Regions from separate parts of the Homo sapiens genome. Here region 2 is linked to region 1. A link is a loop called in an ENCODE intact Hi-C map of the cell type or tissue named here. Cell type or tissue: PC-9. All regions are shown on one strand. Each heading gives the region's core, and the rest is flanking DNA. Links, peaks and the distances in the headings are about the cores only. Region 1 overlaps UBE3D (ubiquitin protein ligase E3D). Region 2 has its middle 220 kb from the start of UBE3D.

Region 1 (2,922 bases), core at 126-2,625:
TCTTTGCATGGCCACCTGCTTCTTGTCGTTCAGGTCTCAGTTCAGGTATCCCCTCTGAGGAGAGGCCCAACCTGACCCCCCTTCTTCACATCACCATTACTCTGTAATCTTACCTTGTTTAATTTTCTTCATAGCACTTTCCACTATTTGATCTTGTTCATTTATTTGTTCACCTTTTTCCTCTACTAAAATATGTGTTGACTGAATGAATGGGGGAATGTCTGTTTTTGTTCAATATTGTGCCAACAGAACTTAGTATAGTGCCTGGATGTAGGAAGAAGTTAATAAATATTGGATGGCTGGCAAGATGGCTGGATGGGTGGATGAAGGCACAGTTAAAATGCAGATGGACACAGCCATGTGACATTCTAGAAATCTAAAAGACTGAGCTGGGTTACACAGAGGTACGTACAGTATACACTCAGGGCAGAAGCAGCAGCCCTTTCTCTGCTGGGGCAGTGCTAGACTCAACAGATAAGGTCTGGATTTAAGATATGTCAGCAAAGTTGAGCACAGATGGGTATCCACATTGAAACTGCAACCTGGTGTTTTGTACAAATGAGAAAAACTCGAAGAAGAGTTCAGCCCTTAGAAAGAGCTGGCAGGATTCAGATAAGCAAAGTGATCAATATATAGGATGGGACTCTCTGGGTACTGGAGACCACAGTACCACAGTAGGGAATATGGGAATGATGCCCAACTTTTGTGCCAGAAACCAACGCAGTAGGCATTAGAGGTGCAGAGGTGTCCTCTGGAGGAGGCAAGTTGCAGCCTGTTGACGTCATTGCCGTTGCTAGTTTATTTCACTCTGTGTGCTTCAGAACTCTGGGGTTAGGTGGCACAAGGCCATTTCTATACCCATCTTGCTGGGCAGCAACCAGCTCTTAACCTGAAGTCCTGCAATGGCAGCTTTAAATATAGGTAAGATGTCTGGAAGGTAGAACCTTAAAAGCAATCAGGTTGGAACCAGGACTGGGCAAGAGCTGCTGGTTTTAATGGCAACTATGTATTTTTCCTAGAATCCTGGCCTATTGCAACTAGAAGGAATAACTAGTCTAATAATCTTATTTTTATAGATAAGGAAACACATACCCAAGAATGTTAAGTTGATATTGGAGACTGAAATTCTGATTTCTTAGTTGTGCTTTTTGTGCTACAGAGACTATGTTGACTTCTCTTTGGGTAGAGAGGGGATTTTTCTATACTTAGCATTTCTCTGCTCCAAAGTAGCTCACACCTGTAATACCAGCACTTTGGGGGCTGAAGCAGGAGGATCACTAGAGCCTAGGAGTTCAGGTCCACCCTGGGCAACATAATGAGACACCATCTATGTAAAAAATTAAAAAATTAGCAGATGTGCTGGCATATGCCTGTAGCTCCAGCTACTCAGAAGGCTGAAGTAGGAGGATTGCTTGAGCCCTGGAGGTCAATCCTGCAGTGAGCCATGATTGTGCCACTGCACTGCAGCTTGGGTGAGAGTGAGACCCTATCTCAAAAAAAAAAAATTAGATATTAATAATCAGATAATAATATAAATTATAATAGCTAATTTTTTTTAGTTCTTTCTGTTTTCCAGGTACCGTTCTCAGTGATTGGTACTTAGTAGCTCATTTCATTTTCATGATACCTCCATAAGGAAGGTATATTATTGTTTACATTTTACAGGTGCAGAAACTGAGCACAGGTGCACAACATTCCCAAGCTCACACAGCTAATAAGTAGAGGAACATGAAGTACAAGGCCTGGCTCGAGAACCCCTATTCTTAACCACTAAATAATGTTAACCTCTTTTAATAAGGTTGGTTAAACAAAGTAAGATGTTTTTAAGTGGCATGACTTGTCAGCCCCTTGCATGTGCTTAAGGGGTAGTGTGATCCTCCTAGTTGAGGAACATAGTAAACAGTATTTCTCAAATGTACTTGATAGCAGGGAGACTTTTTCTAGGGGCATTTTATGGGATTAATGTTTGCAGAATACAAATGGGGAGACACTGTTCTATCTCTAAAGACCCTTATGTACATTCTTAGTGGCAGCCTTCCTTACCTCCACAAGAAGTAGTGCTGCAGTTTTAGAGGCTGATTGTCAGGAGGATACCATCTCTTTCTTTTGAGACTAGATGGTCGTCCTTTTGGTCAGGGCCTCTTTGGTCAGAATGGCACAGTAGGAACAAGATCTGCCTTTGGCATTCCTTGGTACACACTGAATCAAGCCTGAGGCCCAGAAGTCCTCTGGCTGAGCATTGCTTTCCCACCCTGTACCTGTTCCCAGTTCTATTTCAACTGGCACTCATCCACTCTGTACACTGCATACCAAAGTAGTAACGTGGCAAAGGGTTCTACTGGTAGATTAAGCCCTCTGGCTAAACTCTGCCTCTCCCCTAACTTAAGGATTGACTCTCACTGAGAATGCTCCAGAAGAGTCTTCCTTGGAAAATATACTCAACTAGGATAAGGAAGGAGTGTTTCATAGCCTTGGTCCCTGAGTGGAGGAAACCCTTCCTGTTTATTCCCACATCTTACCTCATTAACTCCAGCTCCAACCAGCTGCTCCAGGCTATCTAAATGGTATGGATAGAATTTTTAAGGACATAGCCCCAGGTTAATGACAGAATTCTAAACAATTTTAGATGTTTTCACAAACACTTGCCTTTTTCAGATCCTTGCAATTCCTATTTTGTTTATTCTTAATTTTTATGGGTACATAGTAGGTATATATATTTATGGGTTACATGAGATATTTTGATACAGGCATACAATGCATAACAAGCACATAAGGGTAAATATGGTATCTGTCACCTCAAGCATTTATGCTTTGTGTTACAAACAATCCACTTATACTCTTTTAGTTATTTTTAAATGTACAATTAAATTACTCTTTACTATAGTCACCCTGTTGTGCTAGCAAATATTAGATCTTATTCTT
Region 2 (2,922 bases), core at 97-2,596, 110 kb after region 1:
TCGACATAAGAGTTACCATATAATCCAGCAATTCTACTCCTAGATATATACCCATGAGAATTGAAAACAGATGTTCATCCAAAAGCTTGTACACAAATGCTCGTAGCAATATTATTGACAATAGCAAAATATGGAAACAACCCAAATGTCCATCAATTGATGAATGGATAAATGCTATGTGATTATATTCATATCATGGAATAGCATTTGGTGACAAAAAGGAATGAAGTATTGATATATGCCATGATATGGATGAACCTTAAAAACTTTATGCTAACTGAAAAAAAACAGACACAAAGGTTACATATTATATGATTTCATTTATATGAAATATCCAGATTAGGCAACTTCATAGAAATAGAAAGTAGATTAGGGATTGTGTGGCTGGGGGAAAGGGAAAATGAGGAGTGACTGCTTATGTGTCTGAGCTTTCTTTTTAGGGTAATGAAAATATTCTGTAAGTAGATAATGGTGAAGGTTGCACAAGTCTGTGAATACTAACAACCATTGCATGATATGCTTCAAAAGTTTTAGCCTTATGGAATGTGAATATCTCAACAAAGCTGTGATTAAAATAAAAATAAAATTTAACCTGGCATCAGGGTATAAACAAATGGGGGTGGATGAAGAAAGCAGAATAGCCAAGTTAATAGATTATTAATTGACAAGTGCTTAAGCTCAGTGTTAGTGATGGCAATGGGGAAAAATGCAAGAACCATAACCAAAGTTAGATTTCAGAATGTAGAAACTCCAATTGCAAGAGAAGTGAGAAAGGGAAGAATCAATAGGCTTTGCTTCTGGGTAACTCAGAGAATGGCTGTGCCATGAAGGAGTGAGAGGTTGTCAGGGGTGAAGGGGGTGAATGTGATGTCCAATATAGCATAATGAATTACTCATTAGGGAAATACAAATCAAAACTGTTAGATCTGAGTGGAATGTGACAGAGAGTAAAAAAGAGATGGCTAAAAACCAGTAACTGCCTTTACTTAATGTAACAGCTAACTTTTTTCCAAGAGAAAGTCTCGCTCTGTCACCCAGGCTGGAGGGCAGTGGCATCATCTCGGCTCACTGCAGCCTCAGCCTCCAGAGTTCAAGCAATTCTCCTGCCTCAGCTTCCAGAGTAGCTGGAATTACAGGCACGCACCAATTATGTCCGGCTCATTTTTGTGGTTTTAGTAGAGATGGGGTTTCACCATGTTGGCCAGACTGGTCTCTAACTCCTGGCCTCAAGTGACTCACCCCCCTTGTCCTCCCAAAGTGCTGAGATTACAGACACGAGCCACTATACCCAGCCAACAGCTAACTTTTATATAGAACTTGCTGTGTGTCAGATAGCATCCTAAGCACTCGACATGTATTAATTCATTTAACCCCTACAATGACTCTATGAGGTACAGACTATAAATATCTCCATTTTATAAGAGCAGAAAATGAGGCTCTGAGAGGTGAAATAATTGCCCAACATTGAGCATGAACTTATGCTCTAACTTCTATACTCTATACCGCCCTTTTAAGTAACAAGAAGGCACCCATCATTTATAGGTAATATTCATCTCCTCAATTCACAGTTATTATTGATTAACCATTTGTTTACAAAAATGCAAATTATCATGGAGTATTTTAGTCTTAATTTGTATAACTTGATTTTGGAATCTACCTGAAAATGAAACCAGTCAACTTAGTGGCATACACTTGCCGTCACTGAAGTTTGACACTTCAGGAAGATGTGGAAGGCAAGTTTCAGAAGGATTCATGTATTAGCCAAGGGTAGAGCTGATGTCTTCTCATATGCCCTCAGAGATATCATTCTCTGTGAAAGAATTTCTTCCCTGTTGGTCTCTCTGACTTCTGTAACATATGCAGAGATTTTCTGGAGAGCTTGAGATTTTATTTCTACTAAGCATTATGAGTTTTGTAGCTACCTTTCTGGCATGATTTTTAAAGCTTAATTTGCAAAAGTAATGATTCCTTTACTACTAGTGGTTAACTGTATTCCCCTAATATTTATAATGACTTACTTCTATCACCGACTATGAGATAATTACATTTCCTTTACTTCCTTTTTCAAAAGGAGATTACAGTGTCTAGTGTATATTCCTATGAATGAAGGCTGTTGGAAAAAGCAGTCATGCACAGGATACTGACCCTTGCATGGCTGCATAAAAGAGTGCCTCAGTCCTGACACATTTTCCTACATGGAGGTAAGGAGCCCTCACAGCCTGTGCTGGGCATATCATCTTGTTTGGGAGTATCTTTTTCTGCTCCAGGTTCAATGTATACTTTTTTCTTCCGTGTAAAGTGTGCTCATCCTATGACACCTGGTCAATGGCACTGCTATTTCTGTTCCTTGCAGAGGAAGAGATAGCGTCCTTTGCCTATAGCACAAGAGGGGCCCATGCAGACCATCTCCCTGTGTTGGCTGTGGGGCAAGACCTGCTGTTCATGGCACCAGTTTGAAGCCGATCTTGCTCTGCTTCTTCTCTATAAGAGGAAAGTGTTTTTCCATTCAGCGCCTGTGTGAATCATGTCTTTCTTGGTGATGCTTTCTTGGTGACTTGATGCAGTGAGGTGACATCCTGGGACTGCTGCTCCTGGTGGTAGGCATTGTCATGCTCTTTGCTGTCCTCCCTGCAGTGGACTCCTCCCCTAGAGGTGGTAACAGGTGTCATTTGCTTGCCAAGGGCCAAAATGCTACCTATCTGAAGAGGCCAGAGACCAAATGCTGGGACTGTTAGGTTAATATCAAACCTTCAAGAGCTAAAAATCAAAATTCACTGATATCATTTTAAAAATATAGATAAGCAAAAAGGAAAAACTATTTGTAATCCTGCCACTAAAACACAACTACTAATAGGGTTTTGAGGCATATCTTTCTAGTTTTTTCTTCTTTTTAAATATATACATTTTTAAAAAAGAATAGTT

Evidence for each region. Hi-C counts contacts between places; a loop is a spot of excess contacts. Peaks named below come from ENCODE experiments on the same cell type or tissue, not always from the same donor. Only the 100,000 strongest peaks of a DNase experiment are listed, where the experiment ranks them.
Region 2: it touches region 1 in a loop (2.8-fold over the local background); 1 of 110 quality-filtered maps calls a loop at or near these places.

The regions. Positions count from the first base shown.
Region 1 is chr6:82,951,016-82,953,937 of GRCh38, reverse strand. All of the region lies in intron 9 of UBE3D (ubiquitin protein ligase E3D), which reads left to right. Among named protein-coding and RNA genes, the nearest start is that of UBE3D, 110 kb to the left of the region's middle. In PC-9, for the core only: no CTCF peak of the experiment used is centred there; no DNase peak of the experiment used is centred there.
Region 2 is chr6:82,841,207-82,844,128 of GRCh38, reverse strand. No RefSeq gene overlaps it. Among named protein-coding and RNA genes, the nearest start is that of UBE3D, 220 kb to the left of the region's middle. In PC-9, for the core only: no CTCF peak of the experiment used is centred there; a DNase peak (open chromatin) is centred at 1,158.